Regions from separate parts of the Homo sapiens genome. Here region 1 is linked to region 2. A link is a loop called in an ENCODE intact Hi-C map of the cell type or tissue named here. Cell type or tissue: chondrocyte. All regions are shown on one strand. Each heading gives the region's core, and the rest is flanking DNA. Links, peaks and the distances in the headings are about the cores only.

Region 1 (8,336 bases), core at 334-8,333, 430 kb after region 2:
CGCCTTCACGCCCGGGTGCCTGGCGGCGTTTTAGAAAAGCTGTATTTGAAAAGCAACCGATTGGGGTGAAGGCGGGGGAGCGGAATCCTGATTACACTGTCCCAATTTCAGTTGAGGTGGGCTTTTAAAAGAAATCCCAATTCACACATTCGATCAGGTTAGTTACAAGAAAGGCTGGGAGGAGGTGGGGCTGGAAACACCAGAGGGCCCAGATGTCCGTTGGCGACGGTCTTCTGCAAACGACAGAGCGCAAGCCTTGCCCCTGGAATTCTAGAGCCGCCGCAAAGATAGGAACTCAAAACGACCCGAGCCCCGGAGCCGCAGCCCCTCGGGACGGTCACGAGCAGAGCTCCCAAGGGGACCGCTGGGGACTGGGCGGGGGCTCTGCTTCTCACCTGTTCCTTCTCTATCCACTGAGCCCTGACACGTAGGACCAGCGCTACTAACAGACTTGTTTTCCGGTTCAGCTCCCCTTAGGGCTCCTGTTGGAAACCGACCCTATCTGGGGAGCCTGTCTGGGCCACTCCCATTGCCGGAGAACTCTCCTGGGGCGGGGAGATGGCCCAGGTTTGTGGGGCTTGAAAGCTTACACAGTGTTGTGTCTTTTCAAGAAAAAGGATACAGCCGGGCACGGTGGCTCACGCCTGTAATCCCGGTACTTTGGGTGGCCGAGGTGGGTGGATCACGAGGTCAGGAGATCGAGACCATCCTGGCCAACATGGTGAAACCTCGTCTCCACTAAAAATACAAAAAATTAGCTGGGCATAGTGGCATGTGCCTGTAATCCCAGCTACTCGGGCGGCTGAGCCAGGAGAATCTCTTGAACCAGGGAGGCGGAGGTTGCAGTGAGGCAGTGAGCCAAGATCGTTGCCACTACACTCAGGTCTGGCGACAGAGCAACACTCCGTCTCAAAATAAAAAAATTAAAAAAAAAAGGAAAGAAAGAAAAGAAAAAGGATACAGAATTTGACAAAATTAAGAATAAAAGCAAATATGACTTACAATGAGGAAAAACAATGACAGCAAATGATAAATGTTTAAAAACTGACATATCACAAACATCAAAAAATCCCCCCAAAATTCTAATAACTGCTTGAACCACCCCTATATTTTCCCATTTATATTTTTTGATTCCCTCTTCATTCGACAACACTTTTGTAATGTATTTTCCTGGGTGAGAATGAATAATTTGGTATTTCGTCTAGCATAGTTAAGCAAAAAAAGTTTTTATTGAAAGTTTAGAAAAGTTAATATCCATTTCACAATCGTTATTGGTAATAATATGCAAATTTTTAGTGCTATTAATTTTGGAGAAGCCTCTGTGAAGAGTTTCCTATGTAAGCCTGAGATTTCAGGGCATTTCAAGTTTTCTTGGGCAGTGACTAATCTTAAATACTCTTTTAAGTTGCTGAAAGTCATTGGCCTGTTTTTCGTTAAGTCCTTGTTGTAAAGGTGTAGTATGAAACTGTTTGTAGATGTCAATATTTTATGCCAAAACAACAAGTTTTTTAAGTTTTAATGTGTTTATGTGGTTAATTCTTCATCAAGTGATTGTCAAACAATCTAGGCATCTATTCTATTTAAAATGTATCCCTTCCCTTCAATAAATTGCTGGTTTTGGCTGGAACCAAACTTTTTTTCTTCTTCCAATTCCTTTTCTGATGTCAGAATAACTTCTATTAATTTCATGTGCAAATATGCAAGAGATCATTTTATTTCATGATGTATGTATAATTGTATATGCATATTTAATAAGTATATTCCTAAAGAAGAGAGCTTCCATTTTGACTAGACTTTGATGAGACTGAGTAATACGCTTATAATTTTCTACATCTAGGGGTTAAAAGGATTTATTGGCTTCACTGTCCACAGACTTCTGGTGCCTCATGTCACAGCACACATTCTTATTGTGACAGATCTCTGACCTTTCACTTTAGTCTCTGATGTCAGGTGAGTTATCTCAGTGGGTGGTGGTTCCTGTAAGCCACTTCTACACTGAGACGGGTAGCAATAACTTGACTATACATGAAAGTGCTTATGAACCACATATCCTAGTAATCTCAAACAATGTAATCCCAACTTAATTTCCCCTTAGCTAGAACCCCCACATGCTACCTGATACAAGAGAAACTGTGACAGAGGGAAGTTGACGTGGAAGGAGACAGTAATCCTAACCGTGGTTAAAATATGTTACTTTTGCAAATTTTACAAAACACTTAGCATGACCATATTGAACACATTGCTTGGAATTCCAGGGTCTTGGAAAGAACCAGTGCAAGGGATGAACTTAATGGCAGAGCTTCCTCTGCACACTTCACGACTGCAACAGGCTTGTCCCTGAAGTCTCTCCGCTGGGGTCCCACTTCAGGCTGACGTACTGTCTGTGTCACCGAACATCACTCTCTGCATTTGCTTACCCTTTTTGATTCTTCCCTGTGCCTCAGTTTGGAGTTGGAAGCTCATAAATTCCCCTATTATAGGGAAGTGGCTGATTGTGTAACCCTATCCTTTTGTTGAAATAGGTGTGTCCAGTTAAGTATTTACTGTAAACCAGCCCCTCATACGCATTCCACTGGGGGTGGATTCATTGCTTTCTACAACCTCGCCATATGTAATGTCCACACTGGTCCATCTGGCTGTGCTTCTCAAGATCAGCTGTTTTGTAGGACTTGAAATAAGGATTCCTTAACAACCTGGTGAATGCCTAATAGCCTCAATACATTTCAGGCTGTTTTAGTTTTGTTTATTTGGTTTTCGTGTTTTGTGGTGAGAACACTTAAAATCTACTCTCTCAGCAATTTTCAAGAACACAGTGTACCATTACTAACAAATCACCAGAAGGTACAACAGATCTCTTGAAGTATTCCTCCTTGAAGTAACTGAAACTTTGTATCCTTTGACCAACCCATCCCCATGCCCACCACGCCCAGACTTTGGTAACCACCATTGTATTAATACTGTCTGCTTCTACCAGTTAACCTTTTTACACTCTAAGTGAGGTCATGCTGTATTGGAGGTTGTTTCCTCCACGCGACTGGGTGGAATTCAGAGGTTCCTACCAATAACTCATTTCTTTCACCAGCAGCTCCCAAGGGCTCTGCTGAGTCCCCCATGCCTCCTGAATCTGAGATCTTGAACCCCTGCTCCTCCCCAACCCTGTTTTTCTGAGAACTGCCTCATCAAACATAGAGCATAGCAACTTTCCTGAGATTTCTCTAAATTTCCTCTTATTCAGGTCACTGTGCATGACAGATTGACTGCTTGATTCCTGGAAGTCTAGGGATAAAAAGTATTGAGTGCTGGTCTAAAGGACAGGTTTCAGCAGAGGACACAATCTCAGAGCAGACAACTTAAGTTTCAGTATTAGGCATTTCCGTTCTTAAACATTCCTTCACTATTTCTGCCCAAGACATTTCTCACTGGTAAACTTTCCTTGTTGGTTACCTGCCTTCTGCAGCCCTGCAGGCTCTGTCTCTCTCCTGGGCCACCCCTCTTCCTCTTACACAGTTTTATGCTCCCCTTCCCTTCTCTTTCCTTCCATCTTCAGTCTACATATTTCACGGCTAGCTTTCCACAGCCAGATGTTTCTTGCCCTGAGGAATTATGCTATCAGTTTTTAAGCCACCGTTTAAAAGACGGTTGCCAGTGCCCTAGAGTCTTGGCAACAATGCTCCACCTTCCGGAGGTGAAGCGAAATGGTGTCCTGTCTTGAAAGACAGCGCCACCTACTGTCCATCAAGAGACAGCTGCCGAAAACAGCTGAATGACCCTGTTCATTGCCTGTTCTGGGGAGGGTGGCAGATAATCCAGGCAAGAATAATTCGAAGGTACATTGAACTTGAGGTGGTGATGGAACACTTAAGAATGCACAGAAGTTTAAACTCAATAGGGATAGTAATACCAAGCTGGCATCGGGCCTCAGGGAGGTTACAGGATCTGCATAGTGCTAACAACTGTGCATCGGTAGAATGGGAATCTGAATCCGGACACTCCGCCTGTGAAGTCCACGTAGCTCCACCTCGCTGCACTAAGATAGAGTAGATCTCCTTTTATGGATGATCAAATAAGTGAGAGGGAACCCAGGAGCCAGTGGAGAGGAGAATTTTAAGGAGGGGACTGCTGATGATCTAAAGTTTGAGTCATCAGTTTGGATGTGAACTGAGAAAATACCGCTGGGATTTGAGTTTAGGACTTAGTTGGAGACCCTTAGAGAGTGGTTTAGGGTGCCCAGCCCTGGGATAGGCATAGGAGAGTATGGAAAGACAGAAAGACATAGTCCTATCCCTCATGAAGCTAAATGTGAGCCAAAGCCAGGGAAGTTGGCAAAAATCAAATGGTAATAAATGAGACGGTGATTTAGGAAAGAGAGATCCATGTAGAACCTGCAGGCCCCTCTGACACCTTTGTGAAAATTAGGATGGATCAGTTCACTTTCTTGGGGCCATTGCTGCCCTGAGCCAGAGCCCACAGCTTGGCAAGCAACCTCTGGGCTAGGTCTCAGCCCCCATTCATCAGAATGAAGACTGACTTGTTAGGAAAGTTTCATTCAGGAAACTGGGACTTGAGCTGGGCTTCCACTGATGTGAAGGGTTTGGAGCAGCTGTGTGAAAGAGGTAGGAGTTAGGTCTTCCCTGCTGGGAAATGTCAAAACAGAGGCAATTAAGAGTCATAAAGGAGAGAGAGAAGACAAAAATCACCTGACTCTTGGCTCCAGTATTTTTAAAGCATGAGAAATTAGATAAGATCACTCCTTTAAAACAGTTACTGAGCACCTAATATATTCAAGGAGCTATGCCGAATAGGCTGACTCAGGGAAATAAGGACCCTGACAGTTGCGCATTAGTTTGTAGTTTATGAAGCACATCCATTTCCAGCTATGACATTTTGTCCACTTTCTTGTAAAGGAGGCTGAAGTTGTGGCTGCCCCTGAACATGAAGCTACAAATCTCCACAATTAGGACCATAATCCAGATTCTTTGACTAGTCCAGAATTCCTTTCATTCTGACCATCCTCTTCTTAAACATTTTAAAATTTAGGTAATTGTTTAGATAGATGGCACATTTGCTGGCTCAAAATTTTAAAAACACAGGAAAAAGTCTCCCTCTTGCCCCTGGTTTCCACACATCTAGTTTCTCTCTCCAGAAGCAAATTTTACTAGTTCATTGATATATTCTTCCAGAGATGTTCTTTGCATAAAAAGCAAATAAGAATATTTATTCTTCCCCGATTTGTGCAAATAATAGCATATTATACACACTGTTCTGTACCTTGCTTTTAAATTTAATTTATTTTTATTTTTTAAAATCAGTAATCTATGTGTCCAAAGCATAAACCAGGCATGGGCATAGACCAGAAGCCAAGCTGGGATAAACAGGGGGTTGCTTTGTTCCTGTCTGATGTGAGATGGGCACCATTAAGCTTTTTTTTTTTTTTTTTTCGAGACAGAGTCTGGCTCTGTCATCCAGGCTGGAGTACAGTGGCGCAATCTCGGCTCACTGCAAGCTCCACCTCCCGGGTTCACGCCATTCTCCTACTTCAGCCTCCCGAGTAGCTGGGACTACAGGCACCCGCCACCATGCCCGGCTAATGAGACAGGGTTTCACCATGTTAGCCAGGATGGTCTCGATCTCCTGACCTCGTGATCCACCTGTCTCGGCCTCCCAAAGTGTTGGGATTACAGGCGTGAGCCACCATGCCTGGCCAAGCTTTTTTTTTTTTAATGTATCAATTTATGTTGGAGATTATTCCAATAGCAAAAGTTCCCTTCCACACCCCACCCCCTACTAATGGCTGCACAATGTTCTATTGTATGAATGTAGCTAGTTTATTTAGCTTAACTTCCGTTGATGAACATTTGTTTTTTTTCTAAAATTTGAAGCAAATGTTTCTAAAACATTGATGCAATAGGTATATGCATATATTATTTCACATATGCATGAATATATATGTAAAATTTCTAACATCAGAATTGCTGGCTCAAAGAGAATGTACATTTGTAATCTTGGAGGAAATTCTCAAATTCCTACTCCTCTAAAGGAGGAGTACTAATTGGCATTCCCATCAGCAGTGTATGGGAGTGCCAATTTCCTCACACACTTACCAACACTGTGTTACCAAATGTTTGGATTTCTGTCAATCTGATAGGAAAAATAGTATGTCAGTGTTATTTTAATTTGTATTTTCTTCATGAGATTGAGATTATCTTTTAATATGCTTTAGAGACATTTGGTATTTCTTTTTCTATGAAATGTCTGCTGAGATACCTCTGCCCAATTTTCTTCTTGGTAGTTGATAAATTCTTATTTGCAAGAGCTGTATATAAAAGGTAATTAGCCCTTTGATTTTGATGGCAGTTGTAAATATTTTTCTTCTTCCAATGGTATTTCGTCATTTGTCTCTTGACATTGCACTTACGGTTTTTTTTCCCCCATGCAGGTCTTTTTTAATGTGGCTGAATTTATCTTTCTTTCCTTTTATGGTTTCTACATTTGAAACATTCTCAAGCTACTGCTAGTTAAATACAGTGGATTTCTGCCTTCAAGTTGCTCAATAAACCAGTAGGAAAATCAAGAAAAGTACCTAAGTAACTAGTAGAAGTTACTATATAGTCAGTACTATAAGTTGGTACAAAGTGCTGTTTCTTCATCTGTCTATCCATACATCTAATTATCAATCTATCTTTCCATCTGTCCATTAATCCATCCATTTATCAAGCTTTTACTGAATCCTTTCTAAGAGCAAGAAAAGGTATATATAGAGAGATGACATTTTATGGTAATGAAGCCCATGGGCTGGGATAAGAGACACCCAGATCTGAATCCCAGCTCTATGTTTACACCACTGTGGCCTTGGGCAGGTTACTTAATCTGTCCACATTTTTGTTTCTTATACTATTTCATGAGATACGACAGGAACGTAGATTGTGGAGGGGTCAAGGATTGAAGGTTAAAAAACAGACATTGTCGGAAATGCCTTAGGAAGAGAACTATAAGTGAGTACAATGCCTACATTTATAATTTCAGGTGGTGAAATCTGAATCCTGACAAGGTCAAGAGAGTGGCCACTAGGGTGGGTGGCAAAAGCAAAGGTCATTGGATGTGAGCAGGACAAGAACTGAAAGGCCTTGGTGTTAAATGATCATGTACATAGTCTTTGAAATCACCAGGATCATGGTAATTTCACAGCCAGATGAAGGGCAAGTTCTGGGAGGATCCTGAGCACAGGAGCTTCTGTCCCCGGTGGAGTGTGGGATGTGCCACCCTCCCAGCATGTGGATGCACTCACCAACCTGGAATCTCTCCAAACCTCTTTGTTCAGGATCTTACAGAGGTTCCATTATTTAGGTATGATTGATCAAATCACTGGCTGTTGGTGATTAACTCAGTCCCTGGGCTCCTCTCCCCTCCCCAGAGGTCAGAGGTGAGACTGAAAGTTCCAACCAGCCAGGCGTGGTGGTTCACGCCTGTAATCCCAGCATTTTGGGAGGCCAAGGCAGGCAGGTAACCTGAGGTCAGGAGTTCGAGACCAGCCTGGCCAACATGGTGAAACCCCGTCTCTACTAAAAATACAAAATATTAGCTGGGCATGGTGGTGTGCACCTGTAATCCCAGCTACTCGGGAGGCTGAGGCAGGAGATTCGCTGGAACCTGGGAGGCAGAGGTTGCAGTGAGCTGAGATAGTGCCGTTGCTCTCCAGCTTGGGCAACAAGAGTGAAACTCTGTCTCAAAAAAAAAAAAAAAAAAAGAAAGAAAGAAAGAAAGATCCCACCCTCTAATCACATGGTTCTTCTGCCAACCAGCCCCCATTCTTCCTCCAAGAGTCACCTCATTAGCATAAACCCTGGTATGGTTGAAAAGGGCTTATTATGAATAATAAAAGATACACTCATCAGAACATAACCATGTGGTAAGTTGAGGTGCATCAGGAATTAAGATGATTCAACTTAAAATTTTTGACTTTATGATGGGTTTACTGGGGTATTGAGTACACTTTCACCTTACAATATTTCTGACTTCAGTGAATTCACTGGGACGTAACCCCATCATAAGTTAAGGATCATCTGTTCAAGGGTTTTAGGAGCTCTGTGCCAAGACTAATTATATATATATCTCACAAGATCACACAACCCACAGCAAACAGTGGCAAAGTGGGATTGAGGGAGGAGGCTCTGAAATGAGGTTTTCAACAAGCGTCTTGGACCCTTAGAAGTTTCAAGTGACAGCCCTTATTAGTGGCACCCCTTAGGGGCTCCCTCAAACTCAATGCCAAGACTAGCCTGACTGGAGGGAACTTAGACAATGGAGTGGGCATTTGATGTTCCAGCATCTTGAGTGGG
Region 2 (8,336 bases), core at 14-8,013:
CTGGTTCCTTCCACTCTCCCCCTTCTCTTATGATCCATTTCATCTCCCTTCTGCTCTCTGGACCAAGGCCCCAGGCCCGGACTCCAGGCTTGGAGCTCACAGGCTGATTCCTGGGATGAGCAGCCTCCACCTGCAGGAGCAGCAGCAGGAACAAGGGAGGGGACAGGAGGGCAAGGCCCCATTTTGGAGGCTGAGGGACTAGGTCATGTGGTAGCAATGGTTTGGGGGTGGATGAGCCCCAGATATGATCCCACTGTTTTGGCCTGGAGGTATCTCTTCCCTAAAGCCAAAATCCAGAGTCACTCAGTGGTGGGAGGAAACGTCAGTGTCAACATGGATTTTGGGAAGCTGGATGGACTCAGAGCCTGACTTGAGATCGGGAACCCCCTTGTATGCAGAGCCCTGTCCAGGTGCTGGGAACAGGAGAGCCTGGGAGGTCCTGGCTAGGGAGAAAGGGGAGCGGGGTCTCTGTCCTCGGCCCTGTGGCCACACGGGGGCGCCGCTGCGCTGCTCTCGGATTCTGAGTGCTCTCCGGGACGGGGCTGCGGGCTGAATGGGCAGACGGGGCTGAACCTGAGGTCAACCACGCTGAGACGGAGGTTCCTCCTGAGCACCTCTGGAATCCACAGGACTCAGGTTAGATTTGTTTGTCTTGCAACGTGAGGCAATTGTGGTGTAGCAAGATCTGGCTCTAGAATTCTTATGGCAAAATAGCTGTCATAGAATCCAACTAGAATGAGAGTCCAGGGCCTGGGTTGACTGCCCTGGGCACACCTGACTCTTGATGGGGTTGCCAAAATGTAGCTTGGCATTTACAAAAATTCTTTCCAAAGATTGCATCAAAGTCCAAAAGAATTATGTACAATTTCATTTCTGATGTCTCTGGCTGTGCTTTCGAAAGGGCAGGAAGAGCCATGGAAAGAGGCTGAAAGGCCCCTCTGGGAATTCTCAAATCTCTTTTCATAGCAGTAACTTGGACCTAGACAGCAAAGCCTGAAAGACACAGGTAGAAGGATCGCGAGGCGCAGCCCTCCCTTCTGATCAGCACAGGTATGGCTGTCTGGGCGCTTTTGCCCCTCTGTGTTCAGCAGGATGGACTCTGCAGTGAGGCGCAGCCCCTGTCTCCCCACTGCCCCAGATCAGAAGCATGTTTCCTTATCTTGTTTTCCACACACTCCTTTTCTTTTTCTGTCTTGTGACCACGAATAGAATAGACAGGCAAGGTCCTGTAAGACCAGGTAAAAGATGTTACTGATGCACTTTGGAAGGCTGAGGTGGGCGAATCACAAGGTCAGGAGTTTGAGACCAGCCTGGCCAACATGGTGAAACCCCATCTCTACAAAAAAAATCAAAATAAAAATACAAAATTTAGCCGGGCGTGGTGGCATGTGCCTATAATCCCAGCTACTCAGGAGGCTGAGGCAGGATAATCGCTTGAACCCGGGAGGTGGAGGCTACAGTGAGCAGAGATTGTGACATTGCACTCCAGCCTGGGCGACAGAGTGAGACTCTGTCTCAAAGAAAAAAAAAAAAAGTTAGTGAAATCATGATTGTGAAGGAACAATGGCAAATGGAGAGAAAGAGCAGAGAGACAGACAGAGATAGATACACACGTACACACACACATAGAGAAAATGAATATCCATCCATCCATCCATCCATCTATCCATCCATCCATCCATCCATCTACCCATCCACCCATCCACCCATCCACCTTTCTATCTCCTTGCAAGGTAGGTTCATCAACACTTTTACATTTATGCCCCAGCAAAAATCTTTTTTTGGCTCACACCTGCCCTCCTTCATCCAGCCAACTGACATATTTGCTGAGGTCTTGCCACGTGCCGCACTGGGTGCTGAGCATTGGAGTCTAAACAGGAACAGACCCCTGGGATGCACTCCCGTCCTGGGATGCCCTTCACTGTCCCGTCCCTGGCTGTGAGACATCCTCATCTCCCTGAGGCTCTTGTTTCTGGTCACTGGGAAAAGTCCCTGGCCCACCTCTCTATTGACACCTGGGAGACTCTATCGCTACTTTGAATAAAGCACTGATTTTCAGCATTTATTCTGTATCCACACTTACTAATGCCCTTTCAATTTAGAAGTTGTTACAAACGGGAGGGGTTATAACCTTAGGCACGTTGTTTAAGAGAATTGTAAAAATAAGGAAACATGATGGCAATGGGGTTTTCTGCTTTCTCCCAGAACACTTCATATTCATTTTCTCACCTGTGTTTGGTTGGTTGCAAGGTGGCTTCCACACCCCCAAGTTTATTTCAAGTAGCAGAAACACTTGCTTAGAAAACAAGTACTTTGGGAAATGCAGGGTCTCAGCCTCTGTCCTCAGGACTCCACACATCAGAAAGACATGTGCGTCTCCTCCCACAATCCTGGAGGTGCCCGTGGACTGCAGGTTCGCTCCTCACTGACTTTACTCATGTCCTACTGGAAAAGGATGGATTTCTAGAAATGTCCCAATGGCTTGGAACACTCAATTTCTCTGTGTGCACTGCAAGCAAACTGACAGTTTGACTTTTCAATTCTATTCAATACCTGAAAATAAACTGAATTTTCAGTATATTTCCTTCCAGAGAGTAAACTGAAAAGGGAACCTTTCTAAATTCAGTTATGATTTCCTGAAACATCGAAGAAGGCAAATGTGGGTGCCCTTAAAGACAAGAGAATTCTCTGACCTCAAATTTCATGTAGCAGCTGTAAGGTGGAGCTGGCAGCATCTGTCCCCACCTCTGGGTACACAGCAGAACGTGCCAGCTTTAGGGACCCCGGAGGACACAGCTGCACAGTGTCCGGGGGCATCCAGCAAACCCTCAGGAAGGACTCGGTCCACGCAGGAGCCTCCTTAAGCAACTTCTCCCTGAAAAACCCTGAAGTCTTAGAAATCCATAAAGAAAAAAGATATTCATGTCTCTGATAAAGAAAAGAAATGCCAGCAATCCAGCACTGAGAAGGGAAGCTACGAGACCACATTTTCTGCATGTGGAGAAGACACGTCTAATGGAGAGGTGGGAACTTGTCTCAAAAGTGTTGGGCCGCAGTGAGAGGGTGTGGTCGTCACTGCCACCACCCGCTGCTCACTCAGTGACCCCTCCCCATTGTAACTAACGGGCCAGTGAAGAGAAACACTTTTCGTCTGCTTGTACTGAAATAAGGCTATTACAATAAATCATCTCTGTGGTTGATTTTTCACTTAAGGATGGGATAACTGGGGAAATTGGTGCCTGTAGTGCAGGTTTTAAAGAAGCTCCCAGAAGCCCTTCTGAGGCCATCTCCAGGAGGCTGCCCCAGCGGGTATGAGGCCTTGCGCTTCTGCCATCCTGTGTGTCCCTGTGATGGAATTTTGGCCCAGCTAGGGATGGCAAGAGGCCAGGTCATCGCAGGTGGTCTGCAGGCCTGGTGAGGAAGGACAATGACAGACGGGGAGGCAGAAAGGCACACATATGACCAGACCTCCCCCTGGGTCCTGCTCCCATTCCTCTGTCCATCGCTCTTGCTCTGTCTGCCCTAGGGGAAATTTCCTGAAGGAAACAGGAAAAGGAACCTCTATTCCTCGCTGCATATCTTTTATGTAGGCCTTTCCTGTTATTCAAGCATATCCCCAGCAGATGGCAGAGAAGACATTTCAATTTCGTGCCTCTGCTTTTCCTCCCCCTCCTCCAACCGGAAAGTCAGGACCAAGGGAATGGATGAAGGCATTAAAGGTATAAATGAGAATGGGTGATAATTTCCCTTTCTCTGAGCTGGGGAGTCCCATTGCAAGGGTGGGAATAGAAATGTCCAGTGTAACCATTCAGAGATGACAGATACTGCCCTGAAAACAGTCACAAAATCAAACCATGATGTGCCTCCCTGGGCTCCTTGGCTCTGGGCTGCTGCTTTCTTTTATTGAGAATCTAAGAGGTGCTGAGCATTCAGTTAAAACGGGACTCAAGGGTTCCTGCATTGTCCTCTGCCTTAATTGCATTTGAAAATATATTTTGTCAGTTCAATCCTTCTCCTGCCCGTCTCTGTTTCTCTTTTTAAAGAAGCTGAACATTGGCACCTTCAAAAGAAAATTGCTAACATGTGAAATAATATATTGTCTAGGATTTAGTTGAAAATAACCTGGTGTTGGGCTATGGTTGAGGATGTAGATAAATCAAGAGTGGGTGTTACTGAGTGAAGGGTACAGTGAAGGTCACTTTACTCTTCTGTCTACTTCTGTGTTTGCTTAAAATATTTGTACAAGTTTAAAAAAATAAGAACCAGGGTTACCAGGGGGCATGGCATATGCTGAATAATCATGAGATACCGGTTATAATTTCAAACAAATCTCCAATAAAAATAGATAATAATTTGAAGTCAAACCACAGGGACAAAATGTTTTTAGATGTCTCCAAATTCCTCACTTCCCTCCTCTAAATTCAGGTGGGTCACTTCATACTTTCTCCCAACCGCAGGTTCCCAATAGGCAGGTCCTAGAGCCCAACCTTGGTGGGGCAGGGAGTAGGGATTTAAAAACTGCATGATGATCAACAGCAGGAAAGAGGATTGGGGCTGAGAGGGGAGGAGAGGCAGGCAGGAGACCCCTGGGGAGTTGCTGCCCCAAGGAACTCCTTCTTCACCCTCTGAGAGAAAGTGTCACAGGACCACAGACCCTTGGTCTTCATAGATCCCATAACCTCCCCCGAATTGTATGTAAAATTGTGTGGGAATGCAGGTGAGTGCATTTCAGCTGGGGCTGGCTTTGACAAGGCTGTGGCCTGCAGTAGATATCAAAGTAGTCATCTAGGTCTCGTGTAGATGATGGAAAACTCGATGGGAGGGAGACACGGTGCCTTGACCCAGAGTCAATGCCAATAAACTTGGCTAGGACATAGTACCCAGTCATTTAATCAAAACCTAATCTAGATGTTGCTGTGAAGATATTTAGTACATGTGGTTAACATTTACAATCAGTTGACTTTATGAAAAGGAAATTACCCTCAATAATGTAGATGGACCTCATCCAATCAGTAGAAGGCTTTAAGAGCAGAAACTACAGTTTCCCAGAAAAGAAGAAATTCTGTCTTAAGACTACCATATCAACTTCTGTCTGCATTTTCAGCCTGCTGGCGTATCCTACAGATTTCACACTTGCCACCGTAATAATTGCATGAGTCAGTTTCATAACACGAATAAAACACACACATACACACACACACACACACACACACACACACACACACCCCTTATTGGTTCTGTTTCTCTGTTGAATCCAGAATAATACAGATTTTGGTACTTAGAGTGATTCTAGAGGAAGAGAATCCTTTTAAAACGTTTATAGCCAACAATAAAAAACTTTATTAAAAATGTTGAAAAGCATAAAACGGTAATTATAAATTAGCAAACACCCAACAAGAAAAGCACTTATTTTCTTTTCCTTATACAGTACAAGAAAGAGTAATTGGGATCTCATTCACTTTCAGCCACCATTTGCCCTAGATGTCCTTCACTCAAAACAAGTTTTTAGCTTGTGTTTTTGGAGTGGAAACTCACATGGCTACTAAGAAACAACTCTAAAAATGTAACTTAGACACTCAAAATTCCATGTGCCATGTTAACATGTAATGATGGTTCATATTACAGCATCTCACAATAGGTAAGCATTATTTCCAAAGTAAAATTAAGTCACATTTGTGGTTGCTAGTGAATGCGGCACAAATGGACCCTGAAGATTCAGGCATTGTTCTGCTCTGGAGTAGGACATCTGTGGCTCCAGCAAACTGTACAAAGGCTTTTTTTTTTTTTTAATGTATCTTCCGTGATACTTCAATTATTTCACCTTATTAATCATTTTCTTGCAAACAAAACTGAAAATATCAGTTCATAATGTGTTTCCATACACCTTGCCCTTATTCAAATGGTTATGAACAAGTGGTCTTCCATTTTCTATTGCCGCTGTAATTATTTGTTCCTGATCTGGCAACACCTTCTTCAGCTCCTTTCTCTGGCCACCGAGATTAACAGTCCAACAAGCGGTCTTTTGATTCACTAAGTGGCTTAATAGGACAACGTTGATTTGAGCCAATACTTCTGGCATGTTCATTTCAATTTGTAACTTTTTTCTGAATTCATCCCCACAAGGTGAGCTGGAAAACTGCAACCATAACCAAAGCTAGAAAATACTGGAAGTAGCCAATATTTCTCTTCATCACCAAAGACTGGTCTCTAATTTTTACTATTGTTCTATTTTTTCCAGCCAGCCAACAGTAGTAGCTGAAAAGCGAGAGCACACTGATGAAGAACACTGCGGGCACAAAGAAAAGGAAAAGTATGTGGAGCTTTGCTGTGTATCTCTTAGTTCATTCTACTCACTAGAACGTGGCGTTCTCAGGAATTGACGTCCTCCAGGCCCCCAGATGAGGGTAGTGAGCACCCTGAGAGCCAGCTGGACTCCCCTCTTGGTGTGTTACTGCACAGCCACAGCCTCTGGGTAGGGAGTTGTCCTGCACTTCTGGAATCATCTTTTTGGTCATGGTGGCTACTGCTGTACTGTCCTTCTGAGGTCAGTGAGATAGGGTGTTCACAGCCTCACTTGAAAGGAAACAAGAGACTTGTCAGGTTGATGGAGAGAACAAGCTGTTCGACAGTGCGCAAACCATATCCTGGGCTTGTGGTTAGAACATCCTGCAGCAAAGAGGTAGAAGAGCCAAGGGAGGCATCCCCACATCTGAGGAAGCCCAGAAACCCATGAATAGCGTCCTTGGGCTGACCTATGCTCATTACAATAGTAGCAAACACAACTCTGAGAGGGAAGTTAAGATGCTAATGAGACGTAAGATGTGTGTGCTGATATGTACAACCACAGTGCATGCACGTTCAAGAGACCACAGAACATGCTTAAAACAATACCCCTTCCCACCTATTCATGAATAATCATGTAAGACTCCCGTGAGGGGAGGGTACTGTCTCTCTTTTGAGCAGCTGCTCTGATCAGCTGTCAGAGTGTACTTTCACTTTGCAATAAATTCTCTTGCTGACTTTTACTTTGGACTTGCTCTCAAATTCTTTTGTGTGGCAAAGTCAAGAACCTGAACCGGCCCATTGGCTACATTTCCTTCCTTTTTTCTTTCTTTCTGTATCTTGTTGCTAGGGATAACTTTGCCCCTGCTGGCAGCATGCCCCTGAGGATGGCACCCTGTGGCTGGCGTCTTCCTTGGCTTGGCCTCGGGTCACTAAGCATAGCCCATGGTAGGAGGTTCTGAGAATGAGTGGCACTGCCTTGTGCAACGGTCCCCATGGGAGTGGCCCACAGGTGCTTGCATCTGTGGCATTTTCACAACTGTTTAAAAAGACTCAAGAATGTACTGTGGGAGGAGAGCAGGTCTGGAGACTCACCTGTGTCCCCCACCTGCTCATCTGCATGGCCGTGTGCCTGACATGGTCAGAAATGAGAAATGCTGCTGCCCCTTTGCAAAGCACTACTTAGTTTTTCTCTTCTTGAAGGTGGTGGCACGATGCCCAGGTTGAGATGGACGCAGGAGTCAGCATCCTAAAGTAAAAGGAGAGACTTTAACAGAAATACCTGAGCTTTTCAATGAGAATGAACAGGGCCTTTTACCCTCTGGCAACTGTGTATTTCCCATTGACATGTTTCTTGTCCTCAGAATGGTTTTTCCTTTTTGCAGGTGGTTTATTGAAAAAGGAAAGGACAGAAAAGAAAAAGCAGGAGAAGGTGTATGGGAAGCTGGGACCCTGGCCCTGTGCAGGGGAGATACAAGGTGCTTCTGGGGAGGCTGCCGCCATCTGGGGCACTGGCACATGGGGCACGGCAGGGCTCGCCTTCCTGATGATGCCGCCTATCCCAGTTGCCCACCAGAAGTTGCAGTGCCCAGATTAGTTTTGTATTGATGGAAATTAAAAAAAAATTATATTACATAATTTTATGCTTTTTGAAAATAGCTAATAAACTTTTATGGCTAAGTTGTTAGTAATGGTAATCTCTCTAATCTGCTTAAAGACGGTCAAATCTGCAGGGTTCCCATCTCCACTGGACACCTGTGCTTCCTGTGGGGTCTATTTTCCAGTGGCTTTCCCTGTTGGTTGCCCCTGTGACTGCTGACATCCTGCCTTCTGGTGGAAACCACACTCTTCCTTGCCCAGTGAGGGTTGGAAAATTGGATGACTAAACTCGACGAAGATAGCAAATAACATTTGTTCTGCGTGGGTGCCATCATCACCTGCACTTGAAAGCAAGGCTGAGGTGCAGAAGACACAAAATGTGGCCATGTCCCTTGGCTGGCAAGTGGCCTAGGGGCAATGTGAGCCTGAGTGTATGACACTGTGACACAGGACAG

What was found. Peaks named below come from ENCODE experiments on the same cell type or tissue, not always from the same donor. Only the 100,000 strongest peaks of a DNase experiment are listed, where the experiment ranks them.
Region 1: a loop joins it to region 2, with 2.2 times the contacts of the local background. A loop is called at or near these places in 4 of 110 quality-filtered maps.

Annotation. Positions count from the first base shown.
Region 1 is chr6:30,127,492-30,135,827 of GRCh38, forward strand. LOC124900227 (small nucleolar RNA SNORA48) reads right to left here and starts at 5,451; the gene lies at 5,314-5,451. In chondrocyte, for the core only: CTCF peaks have their summits at 3,711 (motif pointing left) and 3,925; no DNase peak of the experiment used is centred there.
Region 2 is chr6:29,702,202-29,710,537 of GRCh38, forward strand. It overlaps the pseudogene ZDHHC20P1. Among named protein-coding and RNA genes, the nearest start is that of HLA-F, 17 kb to the right of the region's middle. RefSeq lists a silencer at 1,023-1,137. In chondrocyte, for the core only: CTCF peaks have their summits at 490 (motif pointing right), 730, 3,635 (motif pointing right) and 3,844; no DNase peak of the experiment used is centred there.